Regions from separate parts of the Homo sapiens genome. Here regions 2, 3 and 4 are each linked to region 1. The links are chromatin loops, found by intact Hi-C in ENCODE. Cell type or tissue: CD4-positive, alpha-beta T cell. All regions are shown on one strand.

Region 1 (5,000 bases):
ATATAAGTCCAAACACTTTATAAATACTAAAGTGCTATATGAGTATAAGCTATTTTTATCCTATATAAAGTAAGTTTACAAGGTAGCTCTGTTCAGAGAACAATGTATTTAATGAAAGAAATCCCCGATTTATCCAGGCGCAGTGGCTAATGCCTGTAATCCCAGCAATTTGGGAGGGACGGCTTGAGCCCAGGAGTACAAGACCACTCTGGGAAACATAGGGAGGCCCCATATCTACAAAAATGTATAAAAATTAGCCAAGCAGTGTGGCACATGCCTGTGATCTCAGCTACTCAGCAGGCTGAGATTAGAGGATTGCTTGAGCCCATGAGGTTGAGGCTGCAGTGAGCTATGATGGCACCACGACACTCTAGCCTGGGTGACACAGCAAAACCCTATCTCAAAAAAAAGAAAGAAGAAAGGAAAGAAGAGAGAAAGAGAAAGGAAAGAAGGAAGGAAGGAAGGAATCCTGAATTCAACAAATTGAATCTTTACAATATGGCTTACTAAGTTATGTTGAAGTTTTTATAAAGCCTTTCCCCAAAAATCAAACCCACATTCATTCACCTAAAAAGTCCTAACATACACACCAAAACAAAATACAAGTTATTTATCAGTCAGCATCACTTTAGGGTCATCCATGGCTCTACAGGCAAAGAAGCATCGGATTTAACAGAATGGTCAACAAACTGCCTTGTGATAGTCTAGAGAATTCACATATAAAAATCTCAAACGTCTAAAAACAGACAAATTGTCTGTTTTCAGTAATATTTTATGCACCTTCTTCACTTTCCTTGATCAGATCTCCTAACAAAATTGCCTCTTATTGGGTTTTCTGTCTTTTTCCTTCCCCTTTCTCCACCCTGGTGCAGTCATTAACTGGTATTAAAGGGCCAAAAGAGAGGTAGTAGCAGTGAATAGGAGAAACAGACTAATCTAACAATTGGATAAGTAGCCCTAGAATAACGAAGAAGGCCTAATTAAAACTTCAAAAGCCTTATAACAGGTGATTCTAACCAGTCATAAAACTGTCACCTCCCTGGGTGGTAAAAAAAAAAAAAAAAAAAACACTTAAAAACTCATTTTATTATTTAAGTTAATTAAAGATACAAAGTATACGAAACAGCCATTACTATGCCTGACCCAAGATGTGTCACTAAAATAGTAACTATAGAAATGTTTAGAGGGGAGAATTTTTAGAATAATTTTCTGGAAAGACTACAAGACTGGGAGATTGTTAATAGTTCCTAATTCCTTGGAGTGTAGATTATTTTTATAATCCTTAAAGCATAAATAAGGAGAAGTGAATTAACAGTAGACTCTCAGAGCTGTGAAAGCCACGCACTTACTCTAGGATGAATGCTTCATTAATTTTTCACACAGTGTGATGATGTTGCAATTTTCCATGAGCAACTATCAGAGCTTTCCTTCTTGATAAGTATCAAAACAGCCGAAATTACATCGAATACTCGTGCCTGTCATTGGCCGAAATATAATTTCAATACTAGGATGTACCTAGTATTTCCAGACTCACACCCTGGCCTGGGTAACGTTACGATTACATTGTATCCACCCTGCCTAATGTCAGTATGTTTCACACAGTCACCCATTTCACCCTTCCTCTGGCTAAAGAGTTTTCCTCCTTCTGTAGACCTCTCCCCAGTGGATTTTACCTTAAATTCCACTCCCATTCCAACACCCAAGAGGCTAGATCTGTCTCCTCTACCCACACGCGGGGGCATGTCTAGATCCCCGTGATGCTGAAAAAGATGTCTCATTTGCACAGACATCAGAACCCGAGTGGGCGCGCGGCGGGCCCTGCGGTCGCCGGCGCTGATAGTCAGATGCTTTGTCTCCTGCCTGGGAAGGCCGGAGCTGCATGGACACGTATGACAGACATTCTAGAACTAATAAAAAAGAACACCACAGCCCCGCGCACAGGCAGCTCCTCCCGGACAGGCGATAGCCCAAGGCGGCCAGACCTGAGGTGACTGATCCCGCGAGGGGACGGAGGGGAGTGACGAGGGCTTTTCCCCCAGAGAAGTCAAGACGCCCCCCAGGGACCCGGCGCCGCGCAGCCGCCAGCCACCTGCAAACACAGACGGCGTGAGGGCGGCGCAGTCGCCCTGCCAGCACCCGGCCGCGCGTGCCAGGCCAGCGGGGACTCACTGCCTCAGTTTCCTCAGCCGCAGAACCCGGCCGGGACGCCCCTCAGGTCGCTCCACCCCGGTAGCCGGTGCTCCGCGCCACAGCCAGGTCCTTGCCGCGCCCTCAACCCGCCGCCCGCCGCCCGCCGCCGGCAGACTGTCCTCACCTGACAGCCACCCGCACGGAGCTCTCGTCCGGGGCGCCCAACATGCTGGCGGCGGGCAGCGATCGAGCCGTTGGGCCTCGGCACCGCAGAGCTGAGGCGCCACTGGGGCCGCGGGACTCGGGCGCAGTAGGCTGGGGCGTCTGCGGGCGGGCGGCCGGCTCACCTCCGCCGCGCTCCAGCCATGTTGGGCGACTGAATGGAAAGGTGGCGGCGGCGCTGAGGCAGCAAGAGGAGGAGGTGATTCACGGCTCGCGGGCGCCCGCCCCTTCTCCACCGCTCACCCCCCAGGATCTGGGGCGGGGACAAAGCGCGCTTGAACGGCGAGCGCGCCTGTGGAGAAGCCAACAGGCCGCCAGCGGCCTCAGGGCGGCCGGGTGAGTGCGCCCTGCCCCCTCCGGTGGGGACGCGGCCTCCCAGCGGCCAGGCTGGGGACTCCACGCCCGCCAGGGCGCTCCGGGCTCCTCGCCCCGCACTGCGTCAGCCGCCGCCGCGCGGCTCAGCCCCACCTCGCCCTCCCCCAGCCTGCGCCCCGCCCTGCCCTCGTCGGGACACTGCCTGGCGCTGCTGGGCAGGGAGGCGAGGGGGAGGGATGCCTGCCGCCGGCTGCCCTCGCCCGAGGGCGACCAGCCTGTGCGCCCTTCCAGGCTCTTCTGGGAGAAGGAAGCAGCTAGTGCACGCGCTGCTGCCAGGTCCCTTCTCAAATCGAAGCTTGATTCAGCGGCGCGCCGGGAGCCAGGCAGCTGCTGCTGCGGTTCGGCTTTGTGTCCCACGCATAGCCTTATTGTCCTCTCTGCAGCTTGGACTTTGACCCCCTTCCCTAGCCCCCAGCTGAACGCCCTCCCTCCTCCCTCCCCGGAGTCAGTCATTCATGCTAAACGGACTCCCAGGTTTGTCCACTGTCTCTGGACAGCTGGGCTGTTCTACAGTTCATCGCCCGTTTACCAGCTCGGGTGGGATATGGAAATGATTTATTCGAGACTCCTGAATGCTTTTCTGTTCAATCATTTGTACACTGGTAAATGAACTGCACCCTGGTACTGCCAAGTGTTCCCAGAACTGAATATATCCACCAAGACCTGCTGTGTAGTAAATCCTTCCAAACTGATTTTCTTTCCCTTCTGGCCTTTAAAAAGCACCTCCCAATCCCAGGATTCTCTCAACATTGACCCATTGTGGTTTCTGTTTGTCACTATTGTGCTTCCACATGCCTTCAGATAGCTCTGTGGAAACAGCCTTTATTAGCTTTGCCACAGAGTATCTTTTGTGGACTGCTCCATACATCTCTATAAACAAACATGTGGCTTCATACGAAATAGTATCACAAATTAAATGGCACTATCCAAATAAAGGCACTACCTCAAATGCCTGCAATCTACAATCACATACCTAATCATCTTGTTCAGCAGTGATACAGCAGTGTGGCTCAGAGAAGGCTGCAACACTATGGGAAAAACAAGAAGTGTTTGATGATTTAAACCCATGGGAAGGCCGATGGGGTATATAATTATAGATAGTTTTAAATTTATTCTGTCCCTTAATCTCACTACCCCTAAATCTTAACAGACATGTAACTGGGAGGTAAAGAGGGCAGAGATGCTGAGTATCCTTCTATAGATCAAATTGGTGGGAAAGCTCTCCTCTGGCTACTCTTTGGAGGGCCTTTCCTAGCCTCAAAATTTATCCATCAACAAATCAGAGCTGCATTTCACCCTGCCCTGGCAAGCCCATATCTGGGTGGATCTGGGCTGGCCACCTTGCTTCTTTTGTTGATGAAAGCTGCAAGGAAAGCAAGAATGGCCCAGCACATTTAACAAGAAAACTAAAGAGAAATTTGTATAATTAAGACCCTCTTTTTAAAAAAAGTTCTTTTTTATTTTATTTTATTTTGAGACAAAGTCTTGCTCTGTCACCAGGCTGGAGTGCAGTGGCGTGATCTCGGCTCACTGTAACCTCTGCCTCCCGGGTTCAAGCGATTCTTCTGCCTCAGCCTCCTGAGTAGCTGGGACTACAGGCGTGTGCCACCATGCCCAGCTAATTTTTGTATTTTTAGTAGAGACAGAGTTTCACCGTATTGGCCAGGCTGGTCTTGAACTCCTGACCTTGTGATCCACCCGCCTCGGCCTCCCAAAGTGCTGGGATTACAGGCATGAGCCACCACACCCAGCCTATTTTATTTTTTGAGACAGTGTCTCGCTCTGTCATCCAGGCTGGAATGCAATGGTGTGATCTCAGCTCACTGCGACATCGACATCCTCCTCCGGGGTTCAAGGGATTCTCGTGCCTCAGCCTCCGGAGTAGCTGGGATTTCAGGCATGTGCCAACACATCCAGGTAATTTTTGTATTTTTAGTAGAGATGGGATTTCACCATGTTTACCAGGCTGGTCTCAAACTCCTGACCTCAAGTGATCCGCCCACCTCAGCCTCCCAAAGTGCTGGGATTACAGGCATGAGCTACCTCACCTGGCCAAAAAAAGTTCTCATTTTAAATAACAATAGTATACATATATGTCTCAGTAAGGGGAGTCACAAACACAAATGCCTACAGGAGCCAGGCAGGTAGCTCAAAAGAGCAGAGCAAGATGAATACTATGATAAAGGTGAGGACTATCATAAAATAGAGACACAGGCCCCTTCCAAAGGTGGTGGCCATCCTCAGCTCTGGCTGAATATTGCCTTGATGAAATG
Region 2 (5,000 bases), 250 kb after region 1:
GGATGGGGACATGTGGTGTTCTCAAGAGCCTTTGATGGGAGTGGGAGAGAATAGGAAAGAACAAAGTATTAGAGGAGTATAATTATTTAATTTTAAAGGTTTAGTAGAGGAATAAAGTTAAAATACAATTGTTAACATGGGAACGTATTCACCAGAGAAGTGGAGACGTGGAAGAACAAAATTCAAGAGTGATGATGTCACACTAGGAAACCGGATCAAGATGGGAAGAAATGAAATAGCAATTCTATATACAGTGTTAAAAATGAAACCCACTTAGCAATTAACATATTGAATATGATAGCAATTAACATATTGAATATGAATTAATATATTGAATATGAATTCTTTTCAAGATTCAAAGAATATCAAATTATTAAGAAAAAATCAATATAGGTTATAAGCAACGTATCTAGAATATAATAAAGGTTGAAAGCAAACAGATAGCAAAATACATACATTAAGAAAACATATATACTATTGGAGCAAAGACCATATAAATGCAATAAAAAGCCCATTCGGAAAAGAGAAAAATAGGAGATGCAGATTTTCTGATCCATAGCAAGGCTTGCCATCCTGGAGGATGGAGGACATTTGTGAATAACTTAGTGTCTTGTCCTTTAGGAAGATCTTTGCTGTCCTTCTCAAACAGATCTGAAGTAGGTATTGGAGTGCAGGCCTGCCGTGGGGTCTACATAGCTTTCTTGAAAGTTTTGTGTTCTTCTTGCAAGTTTGGGGCTTGAATGTGTCATGACTTGAAGAGAAAAGATTTTTAAATGATAAGATAGAGGGGTTAGGGAAGGGGCTCTGCTCCATGTAGTTATTCAGGCCCTAAACTGGTGGCTCCCAGTTTATTGTTACCAGAGAGAAGAAAGGAAAAGGAAGTGGAGGATTGTGGGGAAGATTTTTATGGACCAGGACCGGCAGTAGTTTACGTTACTTCTGCCTATGACCAGAACTTACGTAACATGTCTAAACCAATTCCAAGGGAGGCCGGGAAATACAGTCTAGCTGTATGTCCAAGAAAAAGGGAGTCAGGTTTGGGAAGCAGCTAGACAATTTCTCCTTTATTTTATATATCTAAAATTCTATATCCTACCAACAGAGAATGTATAGAAAAAAATTTTTATAAGCCCATGATATGTATGCAAACATAATTCATATAGTAAGCCATAAAGAAAATCTAAGACATTTATTTAAGGAGAGATTCATGGGTACATTCTCTAATCAAAATTTGATAAAATTGAAATCAACTAAAAAGAGATACTTAACTTCCCTTAACATCCTGGAAATAAAGAAACACTCAGGGTTCGTTTGCTTTGTTAGAGAAAGGAAATGAAAATAAAGTACAAATTACATAGAAAGTGATGGAAACCAAAACCAATAGTGTGTTCTGTAGAAAGTTATACCTCTAAGAGCTTTTATTATTTAAAAAACCTGATAATAAACGACTGATGATCTAACTTAGGAAATTAAATAAAGAATAACAAATTTCCAAATTGCCTTAATATGTTTGTCTTTCTTCAGCTGCATTTACTATGATTACCTGAAGCTTTTCCTTTTTCTCAGTAATTCATTTCTTGGCAAGTGTCTATTCTGTTGCTTGTTGTTTTTTAACGAATTTAAATTTCATTTTATTGTTTACCACAGGCTAATTTTTCTTTGTGGTTTAAAAATAAACCATGTTGAACTGAAGTAATGTAAAAGAAAAGTACTATAAAATGAATTGGTAGTGTAAATAAGGTAGATATAAGTGAATATTATTATGTATACTTAGGAATTGTTAACATTTTGGTTTTCTCCTAGATTCTGATGGAAGAAGGAGGAATATATTCTTTAAAAAGCAAGCGAATATCTACTAAGAAAATCTGTCAGTATAACTGTATAAGTTAATTTTACTCTATTTTAAAAACTAACAATTAAATAGAAATCAGTTAAATTTGAAGTGATTTTTTAGATGTTTGCCAACAAATATATATCATGGATATTTTAGTACTACTAATGCAATTGACTCGTTAAAATTACTTTTATATTTTATTAAATATACATGAGTACATTAATGTATAGGTACAGTTTAGCAAATAAGAATAAAACAGATAACCCTCATACTCCCTAGGTAGCTTAAGAAACAATACATAATACTTTTGAAGATTTCTTCAATTGTATTTCATATCCTGCCCTCTAGAGGTAACTATTTCCTTGAATTTGTTTTTTGTTATAACACAGACTTTTTAACTGCTTTATTTTGAACTTTCTATATATTGATCCAACTCTATATATTTTTCTGCAACTTGCTTTTTTTTTTCACCCAATATTATATTTTACAGTTCATCTGCTTTGATACTTGTAGCTCTAGTACATTTATTATTTTTCCTGCTATACAGCATTCTACTGTATGAATATATCACAATTTATGTATCTTCTAACAATGGATATTTAGGTTATTTTGAATATTTTGCTTACGTTGTTTTGAATATTTTCCTATGAAGAACAATGCTACTTGGAGTATTGTTGACATTTTTCCTTGCACACATGTATAAAAAGTTTCTCTAGGATATATTTCTAGGAGTAGAATTGCTAGTTCATATGATATGCACTTCTTTGCATCTTCAAGGTAATGCTAAATTATTTTCCTAAATGGTTATTCCAGTTGTACCCCTCTTAGCAAGGGATAACAGTCTTGGTTGTTACATGTTTTCACCAACAATATCTCAGTCTTTTATCATTATTGGTAATCTGATAGCTCATTGTAGTTCTAATTTATATTTCTCTGATTACTAATTAGGTTAATTGGCCATCAATGTTTCATTTATGAAATGTCATTTGCTCATGTTCCTTTTCTGAAGTTTGGTTTTCTTTATGGAATGTGTCTTTAATATGTCTATATCTCCTATGTATATTTTATGTGTCCTGGATACTGACTGCTTGTAGGCTTGTGTGTAGCAAATACTTCATGTTTGAGTGATCTTTTAATTCTGTACTGTCTTTTTACAGACAAAGTTTCATGTCGATCTGGTACTCTTTTAGGTATTCTATGCTAGCATAGTCCTTCATGTTATCTAGTCTGATGGAATACCTTGAAACCTTTAATGATTTAATTTTTTGAATATGTAAAATACTAGTCTGGTTTCTATCCTTATCCTCCCTGCCCTATTTCCTTCTGCAACATGAGTATTTTTTTTTTTTTCTGCTTTCTGGTTTCTCATTCCAGTCCATTTTTAAAAAAATAAATCCTAAAAATATATAAACACGTAAATACCCATGAGTCTTAGTTTCCAGCCTTTCTCATTCTAAATGTAATATAGAATATTTTATAAAAGAATTAAGTGAATTTATTTATTTAATAAAATATTCCTATAGATTCCTCTGTGTTAGTGCTAGGTATTTCTTCATCCTTATGACCATTTAGTAGTCCATTACATGCATGAACTGTAGTTTTTTCAGTCAATGCCCTATTGATGGACATTTGGGCTATTTCCAGTATATTTTTCTTACAAATACTGTAAGTGAACAATTTTGTACAATGTTTCTTATTTGTGGAGGTTCATTTTCAGGGTAATTTCTGGGAGTGGCATTGTTAAGTTAAAGGAGAAATATGCTGGTATTTGATGGATATTGCTGAATTTCAATTTTGATATATATATATTTCCAAGTTCCTTGTGTCACCATTTGGCACCAATAGCAATGTACATTTTATTCCACAGCCTCACCAACAGGGATTGTGGTCAAACTTAGGAATTTTTCTGAATCTCACAGGGGGACGGATAGATAGAAGTTTTAGTTTGCGCTTCGCTCTGTGTGAAGTTGAGCATCTTTTAAAAATGCTCATTGGCTATTTGCGATTCTTTTTCTGTGAATTCTCTATTATATCTTTTGCCCCCTTGGGTTTTGGCATTTTTTTTCTTGGTATTTAAGGGATCCTTATATATTAGAAAGATGTAGATGAGGGGTGGAACAAGATGGCTGAATAGAAGACACCCACTGCAAGCGCACCAATTTAACAACTATCTACACACAAAAAAACACCTTCCTAAGAACTGCATAAGAGCACTCATAGTACCTGGTTTTAACTTTATATCACTGAAAGAGGCACTGAACAGGTAGGAAAAACAGTCTTGAGTCACTGACGCCACCCTTCCTCCATTCCCTGGGAGTGGCGACATGGTGCGGAGAGTGATTCTGTGTACTGGGGAGAGGGACAGTCAGTGCAGCAGTTTTGAGGCATTGAACTCAGCACTATCTTGTTATAACAGAAAGCAAAATTGGACCAAACTCAGCTGATGCCTACCCATGGAGGGAATATTTAAACCAGCCCTAACCAGAGGGGAATTGCTGATCCTAGTGGTCAATACTTGAGTTTGCATAAGCCCTCCTATTATGGGCTAAAGTGCTCTGGTGCTCTAAGTAAATTTGAAAGGCAGTCTAGGCCACAAGAACTGCAACTCCTAGGTGAGTCCTAGTGCTGAACTAGGCCCAGAGACCGTGGACTGGGGGTGGCACGTGTTCTATTGAGACACCAGCTGGGGCAGCTAAGGGAGTGTGGCAATCACCCCTCCCGTAACCCAGACCACTCAGCTTGCAGCTCCAAAATAGACCCCTTCCCTCTGCTTGAGGAGAGGAGAAGGAATAGTGGGGAGGACTTTATCTTACATCCTGGATACCAGATTAGCCACAGTAAGATAGGGCACTGGTCAGAGTCATGATGCCCCCTTTCCAGGCCCTAGCTCCAAGATGACATTTCTAGACACTCCTTGGGTGAGAAGGACACCTATATCCTTGAAGGGAAGGACCCAATCCTGGCAAGATTCATCACCTGCTAACTGAGGAGCCCTGGGGCCCTGAATAACCATCAGTGATGCCCAGGGACTGCATTGAGGGCCTTGGGTGAGACTCTGATACTTGGTGGCATCAGGTGGGCCTGAGTACATTTCCAGCTGTGATGGCTATAGGACAAGACTTTTCACTTGAAAAAAGCAGAGAGAAAAGTAAAGGGGACTTTGTCT
Region 3 (5,000 bases), 240 kb after region 1:
TGGTGGCACACACCTGTAATCCCAGCTATTCAGGAGCCTGAGGCAGGAGAATTGCCTGAACCCAGGAAGCAGAGGTTGCAGTGGGCCAAGATTGCACTACTGCACTCCAGCCTGAATGAAAAGAGCAAAACTCCATCTCCCACACACACAAAAAAGATTGATATAATGGATTCTGGGGACTCTGGTGGAGGGTGGAGGAGGGATGAGGGATAAAAGACTATACATTGGGTACAGTGTACACTGCTTGGGTAATGGCTGCACCAAAATCTCAGTAACCACCACTAAAGAACTTGTTCATGTAACCAAACATCACCCATTTCCCAAAAACTATTGAAAGAATAATAAAAAAAGATTTACATTTATAGTGTGCTTAATATCTTATAAAGTGCATTTACCTCTATTTTATGTAGAGTAACAGATATTTTCCTCATGTTAATGGTGTATATTAGTGCATACTATATACTGTGTCTTTTGGTATAGCAAAATAACATCATTCTGTCTAAAACACCAATAAGGCCCTCATTGAGAAACAACGTAGGATCATGAGCTGTGAACATTCATGGGTAAAACATTAATCTCTCTCTTTAACAACAAGCTGAGCTCTTTTATCTCTCTATTGCCAATATATGGCCTAGTACCTGGAACAGAGTAGGTGATCATCAAATATTTGATAAATAATTTAAAAATAGTTATTAGAGTTTTAGCAATCTGTGGTTTTTTTTCCTAATTTTTTTGATAACTCCAACCTCTGGAACAACTCACTTCCAAATAAATTTGTAGTCACTGACAATAAAATAAGAAACATCTTGATTTGTAATTATTTTCCACTATATCTTTGATTCTTGTGCACAAATTGGACTTAACCTAGAATTATTTCTGCATTAGAATAGAACTTACAAGTTATCTAACTCATCTAATTAGTTTTTATCTAATTCACCTTATCTCTTGGTTTTATTATGTATATACACATTTGTATTTATATTGCTCTTCCTTGGGAACTTTATAATTGTTTTTATATCCATATTAGGTTGAAAAATATGTTATAATGGTCTCATAACTATTTGATTTTATGTTTTAACACTGGTGATAAATTTTCTCTGCACAGCCTTCAAAACATCTTTCTCTGGTTAAATGGAACAGCAATGACATATAGTGGTTGTCTAGTTTATTCTTTAGATTTTATTATAGAAAATATACTATAGGTTGGTCATGTTTTAATTAAACCTCATGCTAACATTTCATGTTGTAATAAAAAACTGGCCGTAGATTATTTTCTTACTCAATAAGTCATTAGAAGACCACATTAGACAAATTTTCACCCAAAGCAATATTATTTATTTAAATATAAAAAATAAAAACATAGTCTAGGTAAATGTTAGTAGCAACTCAATATGTCCTCTAAGAATTGAAAGTAAGAGTTTCTAAATGCAAATAATCCATGCTTTTCTTGCTAAATATGTTTTTGTTTATCCCAAAGTCTAGGAAATAGGAATTTACTTACTAAAAGCCCTGCTGTAATTATGGATGAAGATTGTAGAAGCACGGATGAAATAAGACAGTCAGACTACATTACTGAAAAACACTCAATACAGCATATTTGGGGGAAAAATGGAAAGGAAGTTTCAAATTTTCTTGAAGATGTGAACCAGTCTACTCCTAACCTTCTATCAGAGAATTGTGACTCTTTTGTTAGTCAAAATATGATCAATGTATTAAACATAGATGAGCAAAGGATAAAGAAAACATTTAACAAGTGTGATTATGATAGTATGGGAGATACTTGTGTAGTCACTAGTTCTGATAAAAACCATGTCACTGACAGATGCATTAGAAACATTTTTACAGTTCCAGAGTTGACTTTTAGTAATTCGACTTTGAATAAAACAAGTTATCCAGAAAAATGTCAGCCAAACAAGAAGTATCAGAGAGAGTATAACAAAAATGAAAGAAATGATCTTAGTACATCTTTTGAGAACGATTACTACCCAAGCAGCTCTGAAAGAAAAGGTTGGTATTGTACATGGAAAATGTAATTACATATTCTTTTTTTCTTTCAGTTTTAGTATATATATTTGTATATTCATACACACACATCTATATATTTGTATGTGTGTTTATGTGTTTGGAGGAAAATGAAACCAAAAATAGAATGGCTTCCTATTATATAACATTGTGGACCAGTGGTTTTCCTCTGTACGTGTCATGTGAATATGCTTTGAATTAAAAAATGAAAATAGACTATGCTAAATTTTTAACTCGGTGCATACTTTTATTTTTTAAGAAAAATTTGAAAATGATTACCAAGAGAAGACACCACAGAAAAGTATTCAGAAATATCCAGCAAACTCTATGTAAGTTTTTAGGTAAATCTGGGGAATACAAATCAGGATCTAGTATGATGCATGATGAATGTTGAATTGATGCAAAGTGAGGTAGGCGTATTGCCATTTGAGGGTGGGCAGGCAACCTGGTCTCAAAGGAGCCTTACCAGGAGTCACAGTGTTGATAATATCACCCCAGTTGAGAGTGTGGTGCTCATATTTGCCAGCTCCCAAATACCTTCTTATCTGAATATTAGTGTTGATTAGATTTGAGGAAATTGATTTAATGTGTTCAAGAAACTCATATCCGCCAGAATGTCAATTTATTAACTTAAAGTAATAAATAGAAAGGGAACATGTATAGGAAGTCTTATTGACATGAAAAAGCATATTTTCTTACTTTCAAACAGCTCTCAGTGGGAAGGTTGCTTGCTTGGTTGGTATAGAATCACTATAGGGAGTGATAGAATTCAGATGTTAGTGGCATAAGCAAGCATATCAGCAGTTTATAGGACAGTGTACATTTTAGGGATAGAGCACTCTTCTCATTGCCAACATTTACCTCTCAGAGACTCCATGTTTTCTCTATGTTCAAGATTACAATCTCCTCTACCCATACATTGAAAACAATTATGTTTCACCAGATTTTTCTTTCTCTTCTTGCAGCTGGTGTACAAAATGTTCTGAGTTTAAGGTGATTTTTACACTCATCCATTATGTGTTGATGTTAAATTTATTCCTTAAAAGTTTGAGAACTGCCTTCCAGGCTTTTCTGAATAATGACCTGCAATTATAAGTAACTAAAGAAAACTTTATTTTAGCTAGTAGTTTCTAGCTAAAATAGTCCTAACTTTCTTGGTAATAGTCCTAACTTTCTTGGTAATAATTACAATTTAGCCAAATCTTTCTGGTTGGAAATCATGAACTAGAATAAATTTTTATTCTGGAAGTGATTTCTTGTGGAATTATTAAAAATATTGATTGATAAAAAGATGCAATTTTAGTGGGATTGGCACTACAAATTAATTAAAACATAGACTTACAAAACATTTCATAAAATTGGCAAATTTGTATTTTTGTTGTTATATCTCCCAATATCTAGAAATTTATGAGTGAAAAAATCATGTTAGGCCTTGAGTTTTAAATGTACCTTATGAAAGCAATTTAGAACATGGTTCCCAATCCTGACTGCAGGTCCAGATTACTTGAGGTAGTGATTTTAAACTATAGAATACCAAGATTGACCCGCACATAATAGGTGGGCTCCTTGGCATGGAGCTTATGAATCTTTATTTTTAAGAAAGCTTCCCATATAATTCTGATCTGAAGCCAAGTTTGGGAACTCTAATTTAGAACAATAATTCCCAGAGGGAACACAACAAACTTTGATACTGTGTATTTATAATCCTTAGGGGAAATATACCTTCGGAAGAATTGCACTCTAAGCAGTCATGGGACTTTGGACTTGATGAGGTAAAGCACAGTCTCACATTATCTTCTCAATTAAGTCAGTTTGTATTACCATATCACATTACTGTATTTAACGTTCACTTTGATTTAAGCTTAACATTTATTCATTAATTTTTATTGGATGGACTCTTTTTCTTATACTTTTTTATTCTGAGGAAATTATAGCTTAGATCTAGAAATAAAAACACGTTTTCAGAGACTGTTAACATGTTTTATTTGAGACAAAATCTTGAGGACATTTTAAACACATTTTTTAAGTATTACAAAACTTCTGTATTAGTTGATTCTTGCATTGCTATAAAGAAATACCTAAGACTGGGTAATTTATAAAGAAAAGAGGTTTGGTTGGCTCATGGTTCTGCAGGCTGTACAGGAAGCATGATGCTGGCATCTGATTGGTTTCGGGCAGGCCTCAGGAAACTTCTAATTATGGCAGAAGGCAAAGGGGGAGCAAGGAGTCTCACATGGCAGGAGCAGGAGCAAGAGAGAGTGAGTAGGGAGGTGCCACAGACTTTTAAATGACCAGATCACAGGAGAACAAACTCACTATCATGAGGACAACACCAAGAGGGATGGTGCTAAACCACTCAGGAGAAACCACTGCCCTGCTATGATCCAGTCACCTCCCACCAAGCCCCACCTCCAACACTCAGGATTATAATTTGACATGAGATTTGGCAGGGACATAGATCCAAACCATATCTTTCCACCCCCAGCCCCCCAAATCTCATGTCCTTCCCATATTGCAAAATACAATCATGCATTTCCAGCAGTTCTCCAAAGTCTTAACTCACTCCAGCATTAACTCAAAAGTTCAAAGTTTCACCTGATACAAGGCAAGTCTCTTCCATCTATGAGCCTGTAAAATCAAAAATAAGGTAGTTACTTCCAAGATTCAATGGCGGTACAAGCATTGGGTAAATATTTACATTCCAAAAGGGAGAAATAGGCCAAAAGAAAGGGGCTACAGGCCCCATGCTAGTCTGAAACCCAACAGGGCAGTCACAAATCTTAAAGCTCCAAAATAATCTCCCTTGACTCTATATCTCACATCCAGACACACTGGTGTAAGAGGTGGATTCCAAAAGCCTTGGGCAGCCCTGCCTCTGTGGTTTTGCAAGGTTCAGCCCCTGTGGCTGCTTTCATGAGCTGGGGCTGAGTGCCTGTGGCTTTTCCAGGAGCTAGGTGCAAGCTGTTGGTGTATCTACC
Region 4 (5,000 bases), 180 kb after region 1:
TTCATCAGGAACTGTTCTATCATGATGTACCACAAACGTTTGGATAAAATGAGGTTCATCTGATCTGCTAAAGCTTTGTAACTTTTCTGAAGTTGTTTCATTTCTACCTATAGAGAGGAAAAAGAGTTGAGGACTTTTTTTAAAGATATATACATATTATTCTTTTTTTTTTTTAGTATGGCATTATCTATGCATCTTAACCAATAAATGCAGATTAATACCAGTATTAGTTATTATTTAGTTTTGGTCACATGTGTATTATTTTTAAAAGTTTATGCTACTCAGTGGACATAATGTTAGGTATAAAATACATATAAGTAATTTATAGTTATGATATTTAAATTTTATGTATGAGATGTTAAAATTAAATGATATTATATGAGACATGAATAAACAATTATTAGAGCTTTGTCCTTGTTGATTACACCAAAAATATCTGAAAATGGACACATGACATATATATGTATAGACTCCACTTTTGAACTGACTCAATTTGTTGGATTTTGTCTTTTATGCAAGAAGTCTAAGCACACTATAATTTATATCATTGAATTCAATAGTTCAAGAAGAATCACAAATCAATATGATATAATACAATATATGAGGTCAATTTTCAAGTGGGAGTAGGATTCCTAAATTTACTTTAAATATTATTTTTCAGGTTGCTACTGCTATTAAAGACACTGATAATTACAGATGCTTTAAAAATTAAATAATTCTGCTTGGTGATTGACATGCCATCTTCAACAGTAGAATACTTTATTTTATTCACCAAGTCATTTAAATTAAGATTGCATTGCCTTCAAAATTTCTGTCATTTCATATTCTGAAGTTACCTTCATGCACTGTTAGTATGTATAATTGGGCTAATTGTTTTAGGGATCTGCTTAATGTTGAAAATCTTTAATAATTAAAAACATTCTGAAACTCCTTTTGTACTCCTCATTTCTTCTCTAATTTCAGCTTTTTTTTTTTTTCAAAGCTAGACAAAATTTCATTTCACTTCCTCTTTTCATTTTGTCAAAGTACAGTGCTGAACATGAACTAAGAGTAGTAGAAATGCCATTTTGTGAGACACTCTCCTACGCTTCTTGGGAATGGGGATGCTCCATATTGATCAGACATGCAAAATTGTTAAAAATGTCTTCTATAAGAAACCCTGGCTCTTCCCCCCTCTTGGACAACAAAGGAACAACAAAGAATATCATTCTAAATTTTCCATTTCAGTGGAAATATGTTTAGTCTTAGTTTCTAAATATATATTTTCTTCTGGTAGGTGCTTTAGGATGACCTACCAAGTTGGGATTTAAGTTTTAAGAAAATGCGTTAGAAATAATTCTGAGCATATTTGAGTAACTGAGGCTAAGTAGACTTTTTTAGAGTGTTGCAAATTTTATTCTTCTGAAACTTTAGAAAAGTTTGCACCCTATAATCCTTTAACTGGTTACAGTTAAAAGGGGTAATGAAGCATATATTTTAATTCAGGTTTAGATGTCAGAGGAATCTAAGACACTAAAGAAGTGGGTCCATCGACAGGACAACAGATGGTATCTGGCACTGCAGTGGCAACTTGAACAGTTTCACATTTCACCCATCACCTTAATTTCTATCTTACCTTATGTCCTCTGTAAAAGGCAATTTCTTCTACATTGGCTATAATTCTCGAGTGCACATACCGCAAATAGCCTTTTCTATGTGCTTCCTCTGCCACCAGTTTGCCAAATTTGGGAGAACAGGCTTTTAACACTTTAGCAGTGGCATACACCACAAGTCCTGCTAGTAGGGTGGGCCCAATTGGGCTTGCTCCTCTGGATGTAGCAGTTTGAATGAGTGTATAGGAGGTCAGCATTACATCTAAAATAGGTTTGGTCAGATTGGAATACAAGTGAGCCACAGATTGGGAGAACATCATAATATCCTCCGTAAGAGATTGGTCAGGGTTTGCCAGCCTCCCATCCATATTGATCACTTTATAATAAGTCTGATTTGTAAAATAGGTTTCATAGGCGTGGTCTACTAGGCGAGTTCTGAAGGCCAAAGCCAATTTGCATTCCAGGTACCTTATTGCACTGTTGACGAAGGTAGCAGGGATGGCAATCATAAGCCACTTGATTAATTTGATGATGAAAGTCCGAGGCTTCTTTTCCACAATGCTTTTCACGATTTTTCCATCCAGACCAGCCACATAGATAGAAAGAAAGGTTCTTGAGATTAGAGCCACTGAGTGCAGGCAGAGCCACCCTGTTTCAGTGGTCACAAGTTTTGGAAACAAAATTTTCCGAAGTTCTAGTAGCTGTTTGAAGAAATCTGCATTCACTCCAGGCGAAGGTTTTTCACAAATGGTCTCGGTGCAATGCAGTATTTCTGTGTTCTCTGCAGCAGGGTAAGCTGCTGCTTTTTTCTTCCCGTGGCCAGATTGCTTTAAACGCTTGCCAATGATGGGATAGAGGGTTTTCAGAGCATATGCCGCAGCCACCAGGCAGGCAGCCCTCTTAGCAGCACTCGATCTGGTCCATTTCACTCGATCAGCTGCTGCATTTAGCATATGTGTCATTTTCCCAGTTACCCAAACCGGCTTCCAAAAGAATTCGTTTTAAAAGATCATGCTTCACAGAAATCCCCAGCAAATGTTTTAGAAAGTCCTACAGCGTCCCATAGTCTGCAGCGTTTCTCTTCCACTGTTGTGTTTTTAATTTTGTTCTGCTGTGACAGATGCAGCAGAGCTCAGACTCCGCTGCATCTACCGGGAATGATTCTCTCAGAAGCTCAAGCTGCACCAAGCTCCTCCCTCCCAGGCCCCTCATTGGCTGTGAGGGCGGTGGGACCTTGGAATCCTCGCAGCTTCCCTTTGAACCTTGAAAATGAGGAGAGAGCAAAGCGAATTACATCCTTCCTTAAACAGGAGTTCAGAGAGTTAAAATGTCTATTTTTGGAGAGGTCGAATCAGGCCATCTGCTGGCGAACAAAACCGGCTCTAGCTACTGAGCATGCTCAGTGTCACTTAGAAACCCACAGAAGTTTCAGAATATACATCACTTCGGTAAGATTTCAGTAGATACCGCAAACAGAAGAGCAAGCAGAAAGGGAGATTTCCAAGCGAACAAAACCGGCCCTAGCTACTGAGCATGCTCAATGTCACTTAGAAACCCGCAGAAGTTTCAGAATATACATCACTTCGGTAAGATTTCAGCAGCTACCGCAAACAGAAGAGCAAGCAGAAAGGGAGATTTGCAAGAGTTTTAATGAGACGAGGAGGGAGAAGGAACCACGAAAATGAGGGAGGAGGGACAAGAGGATCAACATAAAATGAATATGAAAAGGATATGGAATGAATCTGAAACGGATCAGAAAAGAAAGTGACAAGTGGGAGGGACACCGGAGAATGCCAAATATCAAATACACTTGGATCTGTTTTTCACAGATCCCCCCGGCTTTTTTGGGGGTCTGATTTCACAAAAGGTCTCAGAACCTAATAGACAAGTTGTAATCGAGGGTTTCCCTTGTAAATAAATAGGATAAAAGTCTTCCGTGTTACAGAAAATAATTATTTGCTATGCCTCTAGCCATTCTCCCTTTTTCCTCTGCATCCTACTTGTCCTTATGCTAAAAATCTTCCAGCCCCATAACTGGAGATCTGATGTACTCATATTTATTTACAAGGTGACGACTATTAAATAAATGAGAGCAATGTTTCATGTTTACTACTCCCATGTGTTAGGTAGTTTTTACTTGGAGTGGGGTAGCACTTATAGTGAAAGTTTAACCATTTGGGAATTCAGCTGGTGTTGGATGGTGGAAATAGCTTCTCTAGGACCTTACTTCATTTTTCAAGAATGCTTTGTCTTTTGCAGGTTTCTGCTTTGTTTGTTTTGTTTAGCTGTAGAGATAATCTACTGGCTACTTCCTATTTCCATTTGGTTATTTGATAAAAACTAAGAGTCTTAAAATTCTTCACATCCATAATGGAGGATTTAAATTGTTCAACAGTCAAGGACAATTCTGCATATTTTTGAAAATGTAAAAAGCTTTTTTTTTTTTTTTTTTTTTTTTTTTTATGAGACAGAGTCTCTCTCTGTCACCCAGGCTGGAGTGCAGTGGCACGATCTCAGCTCACTGCAGCCTCCGCCTCCCAGGTTGGTGCCTCAGCAGCCCGAGTAGCTGGGATTACGAGGGTGCGCCTACCATACTTGGCTAATTTCTGTAGTTTTAGTAGAGATGGGTTTTGCCATGTTTGCCAGGCTGGTCTCAACCTCCTGGCCTCAAGTGATCCACCTGCCTTAGCCTCCCAAAGTGCTCGGATTATAGACGTGGGCCACCACGCCCAGCCAAGAGCATTTTTTAAGTCAGGGCTGAGTATATTTTTGGATATGGAAAAACCATTTTTTTTGCTCTTCACTGTCCCCGCCCCCCATCTCATTAAAATTCTCGGAAATCTCCCTTTCTGCTTGCTCTTCTGCTTGTGGTATCTACTGAAATCTTACAAAAGTGATATATATTCTGAAACTTCTGGGGATTTCTAAGTGACACTGAGTATGCTCAGTAGCTACAGCCAGTTTTGTTCACCAGCAGCTGGCCCCCAACATACATACACATTTCCAGTCAATTAAAAGCTTAGGAAAATATGCATCAAGCTAGAACAGAAGTTGGCAAATTACAACTGGTGGGCCAAATCTAGCCTGCCACTTAATTTTATATGACCCTTAAGCTAGGAATGATTTTTACATTTTTAAAGTGGTTGAAAATACTTCAAAACAAGAATATTTTGTCCTGTGAAAATTATATAAAATTCTCATTTTTGTGTTTATAAATAAAGTTTTATTGGAAAACAGTCACACCCATTCATTTACTCTCTGTCTATGGCTTCTTTCAAGCCACAGTGGTGGATGCAACAAAGACTAAAATATGTACTATTTGGCCCTTTATAGAAGTTTGCAAACCTCTGTGCTAGAATATAAAACCCATCTCAGCATTAAATGATCTTCATTACTGAGTTTATCACA

What was found. A loop is a pair of places that touch in the nucleus more often than their neighbours do. Peaks named below come from ENCODE experiments on the same cell type or tissue, not always from the same donor. Only the 100,000 strongest peaks of a DNase experiment are listed, where the experiment ranks them.
Region 2: it touches region 1 in a loop (4-fold over the local background); 10 of 110 quality-filtered maps call a loop at or near these places.
Region 3: it touches region 1 in a loop (2.3-fold over the local background); 10 of 110 quality-filtered maps call a loop at or near these places.
Region 4: it touches region 1 in a loop (4-fold over the local background); 34 of 110 quality-filtered maps call a loop at or near these places.

The regions. Positions count from the first base shown.
Region 1 is chr12:39,440,613-39,445,612 of GRCh38, forward strand. KIF21A (kinesin family member 21A) reads right to left here and starts at 2,508. Exons shown (of 38, transcript NM_001173464.2): 1 at 2,315-2,508. The coding sequence starts at 2,358. RefSeq lists enhancers at 1,449-1,518, 2,337-2,837, 3,119-3,178 and a silencer at 2,139-3,038. In CD4-positive, alpha-beta T cell, CTCF peaks have their summits at 2,709 and 2,913; DNase peaks (open chromatin) are centred at 1,869 and 2,679; H3K4me3 peaks cover 2,057 bases; H3K27ac peaks cover 1,197 bases.
Region 2 is chr12:39,690,246-39,695,245 of GRCh38, forward strand. REDIC1 (regulator of DNA class I crossover intermediates 1) reads left to right here. Exons shown (of 13, transcript NM_001031748.4): 11 at 1,804-1,867. Among named protein-coding and RNA genes, the nearest start is that of REDIC1, 67 kb to the left of the region's middle. In CD4-positive, alpha-beta T cell, CTCF peaks have their summits at 2,245 and 2,446; a DNase peak (open chromatin) is centred at 2,156.
Region 3 is chr12:39,681,134-39,686,133 of GRCh38, forward strand. REDIC1 (regulator of DNA class I crossover intermediates 1) reads left to right here. Exons shown (of 13, transcript NM_001031748.4): 8 at 1,478-2,007; 9 at 2,282-2,351; 10 at 3,734-3,794. Among named protein-coding and RNA genes, the nearest start is that of REDIC1, 57 kb to the left of the region's middle. In CD4-positive, alpha-beta T cell, no CTCF peak of the experiment used is centred here; DNase peaks (open chromatin) are centred at 2,168 and 4,908; H3K4me3 peaks cover 1,235 bases; H3K27ac peaks cover 1,860 bases.
Region 4 is chr12:39,617,062-39,622,061 of GRCh38, forward strand. It overlaps ABCD2 (ATP binding cassette subfamily D member 2), which reads right to left and starts at 2,742. Exons shown (of 10, transcript NM_005164.4): 1 at 1,616-2,742; 2 at 1-107. The coding sequence starts at 2,554. RefSeq lists enhancers at 2,144-2,223, 2,534-3,053, 4,283-4,362. In CD4-positive, alpha-beta T cell, no CTCF peak of the experiment used is centred here; DNase peaks (open chromatin) are centred at 2,520, 3,070, 4,160 and 4,430; H3K4me3 peaks cover 4,711 bases; H3K27ac peaks cover 3,708 bases.